Regions from separate parts of the Homo sapiens genome. Here region 2 is linked to region 1. A link is a loop called in an ENCODE intact Hi-C map of the cell type or tissue named here. Cell type or tissue: IMR-90. All regions are shown on one strand.

The links. Hi-C counts contacts between places; a loop is a spot of excess contacts. Peaks named below come from ENCODE experiments on the same cell type or tissue, not always from the same donor. Only the 100,000 strongest peaks of a DNase experiment are listed, where the experiment ranks them.
Region 2: a loop joins it to region 1, with 4 times the contacts of the local background. A loop is called at or near these places in 2 of 110 quality-filtered maps.

Annotation. Positions count from the first base shown.
Region 1 is chr7:34,755,152-34,763,151 of GRCh38, reverse strand. All of the region lies in intron 2 of NPSR1 (neuropeptide S receptor 1), which reads right to left. NPSR1-AS1 (NPSR1 antisense RNA 1) reads left to right here and starts at 4,880. Exons shown (of 4, transcript NR_033665.1): 1 at 4,880-5,078. In IMR-90, a CTCF peak has its summit at 3,430; no DNase peak of the experiment used is centred here.
Region 2 is chr7:35,533,454-35,541,453 of GRCh38, reverse strand. No RefSeq gene overlaps it. Among named protein-coding and RNA genes, the nearest start is that of HERPUD2, 160 kb to the left of the region's middle. RefSeq lists a silencer at 3,842-3,911. In IMR-90, a CTCF peak has its summit at 3,852 (motif pointing right); no DNase peak of the experiment used is centred here; H3K4me3 peaks cover 183 bases; H3K27me3 peaks cover 1,453 bases.

The sequences.
Region 1 (8,000 bases):
GCCTTGCTCATGTTTATAGTTTTATCTTTTTTCATAGTGCCTGGCAAGATACTCAGTGCTTGCTAGATAAAGGAAGAAATGTTGTCCAATTAAACATATTTGCAAACTTCCTTAAAACACAAAGGTCACTAGTGTAGGATTCACCCTGTGTAAAGGGCAAGTTGAGTCCCATGTCTTAGATTCCTGCTTTCTCTCAGTTGCTGTTTGCACTTTCCCCTGCATAGCAGAGCCATAGAATAATGAATACGTAGCAAGCTGAGTAACTCTTTTTCTTGAGATGACTCGTACATGAACATTTGTCACACTAAATAAGGGAGATATTGAATATAAACACAATTTTTATGAAGACATTGAAATTTCTGATAATATAAGGTCCTTTTATCCTTAATTGTGGTGTTGCAGATGACCTCTGGCTTTCCTGAAGGGACACTGTGGGTAACAATATCAACTGTGTATCTCAGAGTATGCAATGCTTCCAGCTCAACTCAATGTCTTTAGTGTTGTTTTTAAAGCGAGTGTGTATATATAATAATAGCTTGCTTGCTTTTGGTTGCACAAAAAACTATTTTTGATATTGATAAAGGTCCCTCTTCTACTTTTCTTTTTTAAACACTGAATGCTGAGAACACTGTAAATGGCACAAGTCTTGAAGAACTTGTGTGAAACTTTGTTTAATGATAAAACTGAATGGCCCAACCTGATGTCAGGTACTTAGCCAATTAAAATTATTTCTCCAAAAGTATATGTCTATGTTTTGGGCTCATTTTACAATATTAATATGATTCTGGCACTGTGTCCTTCGCCAAGATGAAGTACCAGCTAAGCCTAATGGTCTAAACTGTCAACTCCCCGGCTCTTTATTAATCCTGGGGAAGTGGCTCACACCTCAGTCATTACTGCTCAATTAGGTAAATAATCATCACATTTATTCTCATTAGAGCACTCTCTTCACAGAAAGCTTTGGTCCTAAGATTTTCAATTAGTCTTAACAAGTTACAAATGCCGCTAGTGTCTCCCTTTCTCCATTAGTTCCCCCAACCAAATAAAAAGCTTGTGTCTAATTAAGGAAACCCAAGTCCTCGTAAAACTTACTCTCTTTGCCTCTGTTGTATTCAGAAACCAAGAAGCTCATTAAATGAGGCAACTGGCCTACCTGAGTTGTTGGTTATTGCTGGGCCACAAAAAACTCCTGTGCTCATAAGCACAAGCATCAGGTTCAGCAATAACAGGTGTTTTCTTAAAACAAGACATTGAGCCTCCACTATTTCTCCTCCTCACTCCACTTAAGGGGAAATTTCTTGAGGCATGGTAGCATGTAATTATCATTGCACAAGATCATTGCACAACATGGGGCTCAAACTGACTCTGAATATAAGACATAGACAACTTGTTTTCTCTTTTAAAGGATGCTATTTTCCTAATAAAAAGAATTCACAGAAATGATCTGGGATGTTTAGAAATCCAAGAGAAGGAGAGGAGAGTTCCATTTTCACTTATCCAAGAGGCAGGCTCTTCAAATGTCTTTTTCCCTTTGCCCAAGGAGAGCTAAGGGGTAGCAGGCTGAGATGGAAGTGGTAAATTGTAACAAAAAAATATTTGTTTCTCATCTCATTCTGCTGCAATCAGGTACACGCTTGTACATAGGGAAATGAGGCAGACATAGAGATATGCTGCTCAGATCCCCCTTCAAGAAAGACCTTGCTGTCCAGCTGTGAGGTATATGGTTTGCTGACATCCTCCAGCTGTTAGATTCCTCAGGGTTTGCCTCAGCTTTTTAGCTGGGATCATGCTATTCTTGGTACAACCTCTACCAATGACTAAGTTATAGTAGAAGAGTCTAATCATTTATACCCAACATGGAAATCCTAAAGGATTCCTGAGCTGCCAGAGACTGTCAGGTTAATGTCAGGCTCTGATGGGTCCTCCAGCCCAATCTTACTTCTTCCCTTTGCTTTCACAGGAGTGACTTCTCCCCAGATTTTTGTATACCTGACTCTGTTTCAGCATCCGCTTCCCAAAGAATGCAGTGTGAAGCAGGAGGTAAGGGAGGAAGGGGCCCAAGATCATTTCATTTTCTAGGGGTGGTCTTTGTGGTTGCCTCTGTTGCATAATGTAAGATCTTAGCAAAAATCCCATTTATTCAAAACTAAAGCCAGTGAGAAAGCTACTAGGATGCTAGAAATTACTACGTGATGATGACTGCTATGCTGAGTCTGTCTGTCAAGTAGCCTACATGCCTATGTTTAGGCATCACACTGGCTCCTCTTAGAGGTCTAAGAATCACTGATTCTTTGTAGAGATGTTATTGAGGACATTTTAGTGCTGTTTCATCAAAGTACTGAATATAAAGCTCCGTAGTATCAGTTTTCTTGATCAAGAAACATCTTGCTGTGCATTTCCCTCAAGATTACAACAAATTATATTTAGTCAGTTTTGCCCTTAGTTTTAGCCACTAACTAGGAAGCACAAAATAAAATATGATGGGTTGCAGTAACTTTGCAGTAACTCTAAGCTTAAATTTGACTTTTTTCCTCTGCAGTTATGATTTGATATTTTCCATGCCCTTTCTATTTCATTTCTTATTTTTCATTGTGTTGGGTATGTTCTTACATGCATGGGCAGTACACAGCATGGCTACTGGAGCCCGACTGTGGGATTTTGAATGTTGGCTCTGCTACATGACAGCTGTGCTATCTTGGGCTTGCTACTGACCACACGGAATCCAGGGCTCTTTGTAAAATTGTAATAAGAATGCCTGATTTATAGGGCTACTGTGAAGGTTAAATGAGATAGTTTATGTAAAATGTTTAGTAAAATGCTTGCCCTATAAAACCTGGGTAGCTGTTGTTGGTGCTGATGCAATGAATAGGGCCAATAACTAGACAGAGAGCTGCAAGAACTGGGGATGAGATGGTGTGTCTTAACATAAGTCCTAGACTCCTTGCCAACTTGCTAGAATAATGTTTTCTGCAAAAATTGACACATAAGAAGTAGAGGCTTTCTTTAAACTAGATCTAAAATGAAGACTGGCTATTTTATTTGCTATAATGCATGCCAGCTAATCCAATATATTTGATTAACACACTTGATCAGTCTAATATATTAGATTCTCACTATGGAAACAGTGGTGATTAAATTAACTGATGGCGGATAAGGTGAAAAGAACTAAGCCAATCCTTGAGAGACTAGAACACAAGATAGATTAGTTCAGGGATTGGGCCACTATTTATTAACAGGATTGCTACTTATGGGGCAATTCTGTGTTAGGATAGATGGTCCTGTGCAGGAAATTTGGCATGCCTGGGCTGTGCTTACTAAATGCCAGAAGTAACCCCTGCTGCCCCAGTCTTTGTGATAACTCCAAATATCCCACCATTTCCAAATGCCCCAGGACTGCTTCCTGTGAAGAACTATTGAGGTGTGGAAGGACATCTAGTGGTAGATTGGGAATATGACCCAGCATTTCTAGGTCAGTTTCAGTTTATACCCGCCATGATTATGCCTGTGGCCCTTTCTCTTAAATATGCCATGGTTTTACTTGGCTCATTGGAGATGGCTGATTCCTGGCCTGGGGCTGGGAAAAGGACAAGATAAGCCTGGAACATCATGTTGTGCTGGCAAGTGAGGACATGCCCAAAAATGCTGAGAAACATGTCAACAGAAACACGCACCAAATTGTAGGGCTCTTGCTGACCCCAGTCAGCAATCTAGGCATAAAAAGAAATAACTATGGCAACAAATTATAACCCACAGAATAAAAGAAGAACCTATGATGTAAATTTAAAAATGGGAGAGAAGGGAAATTTCTTCCTTAAAGTAGAGAGACTGCTAATAAGTATAGAAGAAATAATGAAATTAGAAAATCATCATTTGGAAACCTTTATAGCATTGATTCAGACAGGAATCTACACTGTATGGTAAGTGCTGTGAGTGAAAGTTTAAGGAGTATCAGGATGGCTATGTACTCTTAAAATACTTGTCAGTTGCAAAAGGAAAAATAGTATCTTTACAGTGGAGAAATCTGACAATAACATCACTAGTAATGGGACAAATTGATATACTGTGTCTGCTGATACTATATACTAAGAGGAACATAGCATCATTCCTGGTGTATAACTCTCAAAAGCACATAACCTTAATCTATTCAGAAGGAAACATCACACAAACCCAAAGTGAGAGAAACTCCACAAAATATCTAACCTATGCTATTTAAAAATGTTGATGTCATAAGATACAAAGAAAGACCAAGGAACTGTTCTAAGTTAAAGAACACTAAACGTACATGGCAACTGAATACAATACATGATTCGGGGTTTTTTGTGCTAAAAAGGATGTTCTTGGGATAATTGGTGACATTTAAAGCAGGTTTGCTGATTACCTGGGACATTTTTAGATGGATGGATAGGTAGATAGGTAGGTATTATAGATAGACTGATAGAGGAAATGATAAAGCAAATATGAAAAATATTAACATTTCAGGAATATGTGTACAGGGTACATGGGGGTATTTGTACTACTCTTGAAGATTTTCTGTAAACCTGAAATTATGTCAAAACAAGAAGCTAAAAATGAAAAATGTCCTGGTTGGGAAGACACATATGGTTGCTCAACCCATAGGGGAAGAGCTGGCAGAATATGATGGCTGTGACCTCTGCACGGTACTGAAGATATGGGCAACATGTTGAGCAAGGGCTGCTGTTATATTGAGAAGTGAGCTTTAGAATTGTTCAGCAAGTTTCTTCTTGTTCAGACCAGTATAGGCTTTCCTGGTAAGCTACTGTGCAATGTATTTGTTAATTATTAGCTCAGAGAGAGATTCAGCAAGTGGGCTTACATCTGTTCCCATGAAACACCATGAACTTCACACTCTCTGGGGAGGTCTAGGACTCAGAAATATAGATGTTAGTAAGAGCAAACAGACATAACAGATAACACATACAAAGTGCCTACCACATGCTAACCACTGCTGCAGGCACTTTCTATAGAAGAACTAATTTAATCATCACCATAACCCTATGGGGTAGATGATATTTTTACAACCTCCATTTTACAGATGAAGAAACTGAAGCATAGACCTGGTGAGTAACTCACCCAAGTATTAGTATGGAGGGGAGCTGGGATTGAAACACCAGTTATGGTCATTCCAGAGGATGAATGCTCTCTTCACCACTCTCCTCTTCTGCTTCCTGAGGGGCTCTGAGCAATGAAACTCTTCTTTCCAGATTGTGCTTATAAAGCAAACGAGGTGTCCAGGATTAGACCTCTAGAAGAGTCTGAGCTGTTGTACCCCATACTGGGGCAAAGTAAGTTGTTTGTGCTGAGTGGGGAGTGGAGCCAAAGCTCAGAGGAGGCATCGGAAGGTAGGAGCAGATATGCGGAGCAGACTAGCAGAACAGTCGCATGGCCAGAAGAAAGCTGGAGGGTTGGGCCGAGGTTGGGTCACTAGATAGCAGAGTGAGAGGAAGCAATGCCCAGCCTAGTGGGTGGCTGATCAAGGCAGAAACTGGGGGGTCAGTGTAAGAACAGGCTGGGCTTCAGAGCCAGAACTCATACACAAAATATTCTGGATTTATTCCTTGGGAAGGCTGTGTTCCAGTGTGTCTGATAAGGCCTTGGCCTCATCTTTCTGGTGGCACTCACCTTTCCCAAAAAGTAGCTAAGCCTAATCTTTGTCACTAAGGAAGTGGGGAACAAACACTGGCCGACACCTGCATCCCAGGCTGTGTGCTAGGTATTTAACATGTATTATCTTACTTAATGCAATGTTTTGAATAAGTGTACCTGAGCCAAACTGCCTACTGTGCACATATATATTAGGTTGGTGCGAAAGTAATTGCTGTTTTTGCTACTAAAAGTAATGGCAATTACTTTTGCACCAACCTAACAGAAGGAGTGACTATTCAAAGTGTGCACTCAACTTTCAGTTCAGTGAAATTTGGATTGTTTATTGGAGCTTGATGCAATTGTAATTAAATAGAATAATATAATTAGATAATTTTCACTGTAAGTGCAATACAAATATAGGTACTCAAAACACCACAGGTAGTAGAAAAAGCAGGCATGCTCTCATCGAACCAACATGGCAATTTTTGCGTACAACAGGAAGCATCAAACTCAATGAACTATGGAGGCCAGCTCAGGCACAATTATAGACATAATTTCTTAATCATCGTAACTATCTGAAGAAGGCAATCATATAATTTCAGCCTTTTGTGGTTATTGTAGGATTTAATTCAGTAAAGCATATAAAGCATGTGGCTCAGTGCCAGCCACAAGGGAGGCCCTGAATGCATGGCACCTGCTCTGCTCATTTTCTCAAGAGAGAAATGAAGCTTAGTGAATGTAAGTAATATGTCGAAAGCCACAGAAATAACAAATGGCAGAGAGAGGATTTGAATTCAGGTCGCTAGACTTTGTCCTCCATTTTTGTGCAGCTTTCAAACTAAGAATAACTTTTACATATTTTACTGGTTAGAAAATATTTTTTAAAAAAGAAATATATGCCCAGGCACATGAAAATTATATGAAATTCAAATATCTGTGCCATAAAAGAAGTTTTAGTTACACAGCCATGCCTGTTTGCTCATGGCTGCTTTCATGTTACAATGCCAGAGTTGGGTAGTTGACACAGAGATCATAGGACCTGCAAAGCCTAAAATATTTAATATCTGGGCCTTTACAGAGAAATTTGGTTGACCCCTGTCCTAGACCTTAGACCCCTGCTCTTTCCATTATTCTCAAGTGCCGGTGGATCCAGATCGGTTGTGACATTGCTTAATCTCCTGGCATTCTTGGGGAATTATTAAACTGCCATGTAGGTTGCATAAATGCTCCCTGCTGGCTTGAATAGGAGAGTTTTGAAGGTGCCAGATGGGAACAGATTCCTTTCTTTCATCTTAACAAAAATCCAATCTCACTCTCTTTCATGTTCAAGAGCATTTGATTAATTAGGACAGGAAGTAGGGGGGCGGTGGGGAGAACAATCCGAGCTGTTGAGCTGGACTGAGCTGGCAGTTTCAGGTGCTCTCATTTCAGCTTCTCCTCCCCATGTCTAGCAGGCTCCCTGAACTCCCAGCTGAGTGTAATCAGAGGCTGTGTAATTGGAGGGTGAATGCACAGGCTTTATATTCAGAGACCTGTATTTGTACTGTGATTCCCTACTTGCTAGTTGTATGGTTTTGCACAAGTTATTTAACCTCCTTCGGTCTCAGTTTCTGCAGGTCTAACATGGGCATAATGAGAATACCTATGGCTTTGAGTAATTTGGAGGATTAAAAGCAAACATATATGAAAAGATTTTTTTCCCTAAAGAGGTGGCTCAATGAGCATTCAGTAAATACTAGCTATTACTATTATTTTTTTTTTCTGCCTGCTTGTCAGTAGGGAAGGAGCTAAGTTTCTGATCCTAGTTTAAAAGCCCTTAAAGGTGTTTTTAGGACATTTAAAAAAAGTAATACCTGCACATAATACAAAATTCAGGTAGCACAAATAATAAAAATAAGCAGCTCACAAAATGATGTATCCTGGACTGTTCAAGGCAGCAGTATTCATAGTAGCCCTAAACTGGAAATGACCCAAATGCCCACCACTAGTGGAATGAAAAAAGCAACTGTAGTATGTTCACACAGTAGAACACCATTCAATAAGGATAGTAAACTGTCTGCAACTATACGCAGCAATGTTGATGAATCTCCTGAATCTAATGCTGAGCAAAAGAAGTCAGAAACAAAAGCACACATACTGTAAGGTTCTATTTATGTAAAGAATTAAATCATTCTACGTATTTGCTACTTTGTATCCTTGACCTAAATCTCTGCATTCCTCCCTCCCACCCTGACTGACTCTGGTAACCACTGTTTCATGTATTTGTAATGAACAATCCCCAAACAACAAATGTTGGTGAGGATGAGGAGGAATTGAAACCTTTGTACACTGCTGGTGGGAATATAAAACTGTAGTTGCTTAGAATGCTAACCACAGTGTTACCATATGACCCAGCA
Region 2 (8,000 bases), 780 kb before region 1:
ATGAACACTGCATAGGATGGTAGGAATCAGGAATCAGAAAGTGTAAACTCTGTGTTAAGAAATATTTCTTTAGTAGAAAATCAAATTCTCAAAATAAAACTCCTCCCCCTAAAATTTTAATGTTCGAGATACAAAAAATGCTTGCTTATTAAATGCTGTTACATCCCTGTAATAGATGTTGTAATTATAATATAACTGTGTGACTTCCTGCCACATGTCAGCACAGCTCTGGCATTGCATAGGCTTTTGCTGATGTGGTTCTGGATAGACAGGCCAGACTTGGAGTCGTGTCCTACCACTTACCAGTTATGTGACCTCAAATTAGTTACCTGATCTCTCCAAGCCTCAGTTTCTTCCTCTGGAAAATGGAGATGACCATCGGAGCTAACTCATAACAGTATTTCAGGGATTGAATGAGAAAATGAACTTCAAGGCAAATAGTAAACACTGAATTATTATTTCTACTATCTGTTATTATCATTATATTTTACTATAATCATGATCGGTCTGAGATTTCCTCCAGGAAATACGTCCTGAGGTCCAAACAATTTATTCACAAACTCTCTTTGAGAATACAATTGATTGGTTGGCTTTTCATTCCCCGATATATCATTGACGTTCTTTTTTCTTTTTCTTTTTTTGACGGGGTCTTGCTCTGTAGCCCAGGCTGGAGTGCAGTGGTGCAACTTTGGCTCACTGCAGCCTCCACCTTCTGGGCTCAAGCGATTCTCCCGCCTCAGCCCCCCAAGTAGTAGAGGGGACTACAGACATGCGCCGCCATGCCTGGCTAATTTTTGTATTTTTTTTTTGTAGACCTGGGGTTTCACTATGTTGCCCAGGCTACTCTTGAACTCCTGGGCTCAAGTGATTCTCCTGCTGTGGCCTCCCAAAGTGCTGGGATTACAGGCGTGAGTCACTGTGCCAGCTGATGTTCTTTATATTCCCCAAATTGTATTGAATTCTCTTAAACTCTTAAAACCAAGGACATGAAAAACAATGAACACACCAGATCTTGCACACAGAATACTTAAAAATGTCTGCTGAAAGAGAGAAAGCTAGGATGCAAACACTAACAATATAAAAATTGTCATTTGTTCACTAAATGTATATTGAGTGAAAGAATGGATGTTGTCCTGTCTTGGATTCTTCCCTCAGAGGGAAGCCTGGGCGACAGAGCAAGACTCCGTCTTGGATAAAAAACAAAGAAACAAAAAACAAAAAAACCAAAAAGCTAGATATCATCTTGGTATCTCCTCCCTTGTGGTTCATTTAAGCAGCCTCCCTGTTCTTACTTTCCAGTGAGGCGTTTACGGCCATAATCATTGGGAAAAGAGGCCCATGGGGATTTCTGCGTCACTAATGTGGATCCACAGACCAAGAAAGTGGAAAGCCATGCCACGAAGGGTGGCAGCAGAAGCAGCTGCCATGCTGTTTCTGGCTGAATAAACCAGACTTAAAAGCTGGAACTTGATAGAGCCCCTGTAGTTGAGTGTTATTGAATATTCAATTATTTATTAGATTTACCATCGCCACGCACAGGACCAGTGCCATCCTGAAGATGTCAGAGCCACCCACACTTCACAAAGTGAGGGGAAAAGTGGTGCCGTGGGTTAGAGTTTCTGTGGGACTCTAGTCTGGTACTGGACCCCCTGAAAAGAAGGTTCTGGCATCACGGTTGTTTGAGGAAAAGGCACCTGCCCCAACCCCCTCACAGGGCTCTGAATACACATTAGCTTTGAAAGACGAGAATCCCCACCATCAGGGCCTCTGTGGATGTCTGTTCACTGTGATTACCTCCTCACCTTTATCTGCTGATAGAAGCCCACGTTTGACGCACATTTATTAACATCCCAAGACAGTGCTGTTCCCAGAATACCTTTGGCAAATGATGTTTTTGGCCATTCAGTCTATTCATCTGTGTAGAAAGAACCTTGCTTTCATATTATCGGGCCTGGTTTCAACAAACAGACATATACTGAATCTCTACCGTGTCAGCCACTGAGTGATGTGCAGAGTGTAGGGGATGGGACAGAGGGTGTGAGGGGCTCTGTCTGGTGGGAGCTCCCTGGAGGGAGGTGTTGTAAGTACAGTGTACTGGTGAGGCAGGTGCTATAATGGACAGGCAGGGTATATAGAGTAGTAGCTAGGAGTACAGGCTTTGCCATCAGAAACCCCTGGGTTCAAATCCCAGCCCCGCTTCTTCACAGCTGTGAGCTGTGACTCATCCCCTTTGTCTTCCTTTGTGAAATGTGGGTGATCTCCCTTTTACAGTTGCTCTGAGATGAGGGAGAGGACATGGTTAAAGCACTTCCACAAGGTTCAACTCAGAGCAGGTACCCCATAAACATGGCTATTATTCTTGTGGAATGCCACAGCAACTGTGGGGTAGAAGATGAACAAAACCCAACCTGGAATGTTCAACCCTGGCAGGGCTTATGTTGGCCAAGTAAGAACATGAACATGTGCCATGAAGGTGCCCAAAGAACCTCCAACAGGGTGATCTGGCCCTTTAAGGAGGTCGGGGAGGGCTTCCCCAAGGAGATGTGACCAGGCGGACAGAGGAGGGAAGAGCATTTCAGGCTGAGGGCTCAGAGTGTACTAGACTCTTTGGAGGTGAAACCGAGGGTCCGAGCGGAGGTGGGTGGGCTGGAGAGCAGAAGAAAAGAGGCCGTGGAGTGAGGGAGGGGCTGGGAGGCAAGACCAGACCAGGAAGGGCCGCGGGGGTGGCTTTGGTTTCTGTCAGAGCAATGAAAGCCATGCGAAGGTTTCAGCAGAAAGCTTTGTTTGAATTTTACTACAGGGTGCTGTGGGAGGAAGGAGAGGTTGGGGGGGCCACCATGCTGTGCAGGGGCGAGCCAGGGAAGATGTCTTGGAGGCGCTGGCCTTGAAGATTGAGGGCAAATCTAGGGAAAGAGCATTCCAGTCTCTCTAGCCTCAACAGAGAACCACAGCACAGCAAAAGCTTGTTCCTCTGCCTGGATTCAAGCTGTCTGTTCCCACGGAGGGAGTATGTGCTGACTGGTTGGAATCGCAGTTCACCTTCCTATGGAAAGGATGGCTGTCAAGCAGTGACTTCTAAGGCAAGTTCTGAGAGCCTAGGCTTGGGTGGATGGTTGCCTGATGGTTCTCATTGTAGGAGAGGGCCGCATGGCATAGAGCAGGGAGCTTCCACCTTCCGGAACAACAGCTCGGCAACGTGTTGGCCCATTGGCAATTGGTCATTAGTAATTGCTAAAGGACCAACGGTTTGTGGACAATTCACTTGTCTTATAAATTAGCACATAGGCAAAGATTGCTGTATGATAATTGCACCCATGCACATGTGTTTCCCCTTCATCGTTCCAGAATAAGGGGTAAAGAGGGTGAAATGAGAAGTTCAGGGATGTGCATGATTTGCAGATTTTTAGACTTGCGGAGGCCTCAGGGAGCAATCTTACTGCTGAAACCTTATTTAGTTGTGTCAACTGCAGTTAGGGCTTGTGATTTCTGATACTGCTGGAAGTTTTATTTTCTTTTCAATTGTAACCTAGGGATACATTTTTCATAAGATGAAAGGAGGGCACAGCTGGTGGCCGAGGGAGGGAGCAGACCATCTGCCTGCAACTGTGGCTCTGGTCTGGGAAGGTCCTGTCCCTTGTGTTGCAGCCCACACACAGTTGAGAACCAAGGTGCTCCGTAGGGGCCCCAGGACTGGTGATTAGGAGGCTGAGCTCCTGGCCCATTTCTGCCCTATCCTTAAACAAACCACTTGTGCTCTCCAGGGCTCATGGACTCCGCAGAGGTTGTGTGAGGCCGCACTATAGACGCGCGAGTCGGTAAAAGGGCCATTGCCGCGCTGCCAGCACTAGGTGGCGCCAGTGCCCAGATGATCCGCACTGGCGGCGCGTGGTACCGCCCAGCGCTAAGGGCTGAGTCCGGATCAGTAAAACGAGCAGTCCTTAGCGTGAAGTTCGATAGGTGTCTGTCGCGGTGGTCTCTGCCTTCGGTCTGTCCCCTCCCCAGACCCCCCGCGTGCTCCCACTTCCCCTACACCCCGCACCTCTCATATGTTCCAGGCAGGGATGCGGCTCACCCGGCAATGCTCTGCCCCGGGGGGTGCTCGAGTCCTATCCCCCAACTCCGCCCCCCCGCCCCCCGCCCCGCCCTGCCGCGGGCCCAGAGTCAGCCTGGGCGGTCCTGAAAGCAGGTCCCCAGTCCGCACTTCTTTCTCCTTCGGGGTTTGGGTGTGTCTGTGGGCTTTGTTTTCCAGGTGTGTCTCAGTCCTCCAGTTCAGAAGGCGGTGGCTGGGAGGAAATGACCTTGGCCTTCTGGGGGTTCACTTGGCCTAGGGCCCTTAACATATCCTGCAGGTCCCCGGCTGTCATGTGCCCCTTATCGGAGTGACATGGGCAGGTTAGCCAGCCTCCTTGGGCCTTGTTTGGGGCCAGACTACATCTACTTTGCGGTGAGGATTTACTGAGGCAGCCTGTAAAAGGCCCCTTCCCAGTGCCTAGTTCAGAGCAGAGATCAATGAGTATCATTCATTCACTCACTCATTCACTCATGCCAGGATATGAGCAGTTCCCACCCTTACTCCGGGGTGTGCAGGGAAGGTGCCACCCACTAGACTTTCCTTTGGTGGCCTGGGAGAGTCTGACATCTCACGGGAGAGAGCGGCTCTGCTTCCTTCTCCACAGTTTGGGAAGGTGCTGCCGAGGCCTTAGCTGCCACGACGTCGTGTTTGGCTTGGCAATAGGGAGGATTTCTTGTCCTGGACTTGGCTTCTCTTCTGATTTCAGTCATGGGTTTGGGCCGTGCAGCCACTGGGAGCAGCGCCCTGTTGTCTAGAAGGTTGTTCTGTGTCCCATCTCCCACTGGCACACAGGCAGTCACTGCGGCAGGTCAAAGGGCCAGGGCCAGAGTCCCCAGGTTGCTGTGGCCTAACTATGAGAGTGTGCTCAATGCGAGGGATGGCTGACCTTTTAGACTGATTGGTTTCAGAACTGCAAATAATAGGAGTGATTCATGACCCTCTAGTGGACTCTGCTATCTGTAACTAGAACGTGGATTTGGGTAGGAGGAGCCCTTGGTTGGTGAAATAGAATCAAGCTCCTGTGTGTCTTGGGGTGGAGGTTGGAGGGGAGCCCCTGGCTGGTGCTGTCAGTCCTTGGTGGGCCTCAGAACTTGGCCCACCCAGTGGTGTCTCCAAACAGAAATGGAAACCCAGCTTCTTGCCTGGACTCTTTACCCTTACATTGGAGAGGCCCCCTGGGGGCCCAGCAGGGGAGATGGGTACAACCAGACCCACCACTCAAGACCATGGTGTCCCCATATGCTGTGAGGATTAGAAGAGATGGTACTTGGGATGGCTTCCGACCAGGTGCATGGTGTATAGGAGCTAATCAAGCAGCTCCCGGCTCCCTTCCCCTTCTCCCTTCAGCGCTGCTCTAGTGAGACGGATGGAGGCCACAGAATCCTTTCTTCCCCTGGAGAGGGCCTGGGGACATCTGCACCTGATGGTCAAAAGTATGTTCTCACAGGTTTCCTAGAGGGAGCCTTGGTCTGGGAGGTACTGGGCCTTCACCTCACTCCTGGTGTGTTTGTTTCCTGGCAAAGTGACTGCAGGGAGGTCACAGGGCCCTTGCGGGCCTTGGTTTGGGCTGACTGCTGCCTTATGGGTCCCAAATTCCTTGCCAGCTGCAAGAATGCATGATGAAAGGAAAGGCTGCCCCATGCTGCGTGATGGCATGACTGGGGGTGGCGCCGCACAGCCCAATCTCCCTGTGGGGTAAAGAAAATCACTCTCACCCCTGCTGAGCTTCAGTCCTTGCAGGCAGAGTAAGGAGACAGCCCATCACGAAGGACACCTGCATCTCAGCTTGCCAGCTCGGAACACACAGGTGAGAATCAGTGCAGGACACCTGTTGTCAACTCTGGGTGTGCATTAGAATTATCCAGAAAGGTTTTCTAAAAATTTTTGACTGGCCATGGTGGCTGACACCTGTATTCCCAGCACTTTGGGAGGCCGAGGGAGGTGGATCACCTGAGGTCAGGAGTTCGAGACCAGCCTGCCCAACATTGCAAAACCCCATCTCTACTAAACACACAAAAAAATTAGCCAGTCGTGGTGGCGTGCGCCTGTAATCCCAGCTACTCAGGAGGCTGAGGCAGGAGAATCGCTTGAACCTGGGAGGCGGAGCTTGCAGTGAGCCGAGATGGTGCCACTGCACTCCAGCCTGGGTGACAAGAGTGAAACTCCATCTCAAAACAAACAAACAAAAAACAAGCAAAACAAAACTTTCTATGCCCGGGCACCTGAGATCTGTTAAATCATGATCACTGGAGTGGGGCCATAATTTTTAACCTACCCTGGAGGGTTTTAATGAATAGCCAATGGTGAGACCCACCTTGGAGCCCCATCTCTGCTTGCAAATACCATGTATTTAATGCCACAGGTCCCCTTGCTTTCCACATCCCCTGGGAAGGGCTCTTCACCCTTTCTCACCACTCAGAGTTGCCTCACCTAGTGTATCTATTATACTCAATGGATCTGATCTGTTGGAGCACACTCACACCTTTTTGTAGTGTAGCACTTTAGGCCTTTTAGAAAGTAGTTATTTTTCATTAAAAATAAAAATTGTGTATATTTATGGTATACCACTTGATATTTCAAAATATGTATACATTGTCCACTATAGGATGCTATACAGCTACAAACAAGAACAAAATCATGTCCTTTGCAGCAACATGGATGCAGCTAGAGGCTATTATCCTAAGTGAACTAATGCAGAAACAGAAAACCAAATACCGCATGTTCTCACTCATAAGCTAAACATTGGGCACACATGGTGTATTAGTCTGTTCTCACACTGCTACAAAGAATTACCTGAGACTGGGTAATTTATGAAGAAAAGTTTTTTTTTTTTTTTTTTTTTTCTGGGACGGAGTTTCACTCTTCTTGCCTACGCTGGAGTGCAATGCAAGATCTCGGCTCACTGCAACCTCCGCCTCCTGGGTTCAAGAGATTTTCCTGCCTCAGCTTCCCGAGTAGCTGAGATTACAGGTGCCCATCACCATGCTTAGCTAATTTTTTTTTTGTATTTTTAGTAGAGACGGGGTTTCACCATGTTGGCCAGGCCAGTCTTGAATTCCTGACCTCAGGTGATCTGCCTGCCTCGTCCTCCCAAAGTGCTGAGATTACAGGCGTGAGCCACTGCACCCGGCCAGTAAAGAAGTTTAATTGACTCACAGTTCCACAGGCTTAACAGGGAGCATGACTGGGAGGCCTCAGTGACTGTAAGAGTCATGGCAGAGGATGAAAGTAAAGCAAGCGCATCTTCACGTGGTGGCAGGAGAAAGACAGAACAAAGGGGGAAGTGCCTCACACTTTCAAAAAACCAGATCTTGTGAAATCTCATTCACTATCATGAGATCAGCAAGGGGAAGTCTGCCACCACTATTCAGTCACCTCCCATCAGGCCCCTCTCCTGACACGTGGGATTACAATTTGAGATGAGATTTGGGTGGGGACACAGAGCCAAACCATATCACAAGGACATAAAGATGAGAACAACAAACACTGGAGTACAAAACAGGGGAGATGGGGGGCAGGCAAGGGTTGGAAAACAACCCATTGATACTATGCTCACTACCTGGGTGATGGGATCAATTATACTCCAAATCTCAGCATCACACAATATACCTTTGTAACAAACCTGCATGTGTACCTCCTGAAGCTAGACTGTAACCTAAAAAATAAAATATGTATACATTGTGAAATGGCTTAATAAAGCTAATTAACATAGGCATTGCCTCACATACTCCTTTTTTAGTGGTGAGAATACTTACAATCTACTCTCTCAGCAATTTTTAAGTATACAATGCATTGTTATTAACCGCAGTCACCATGCTGTGTTTGGCCTTGCTCCTGGCAGTGTGCTGCTGCTGGACTGGGAATAACCTGGGAGCTGGCTATTCTGCGCCCTTTCCCCCATTCAGAATCAGTGTTTTAAAAGATCACC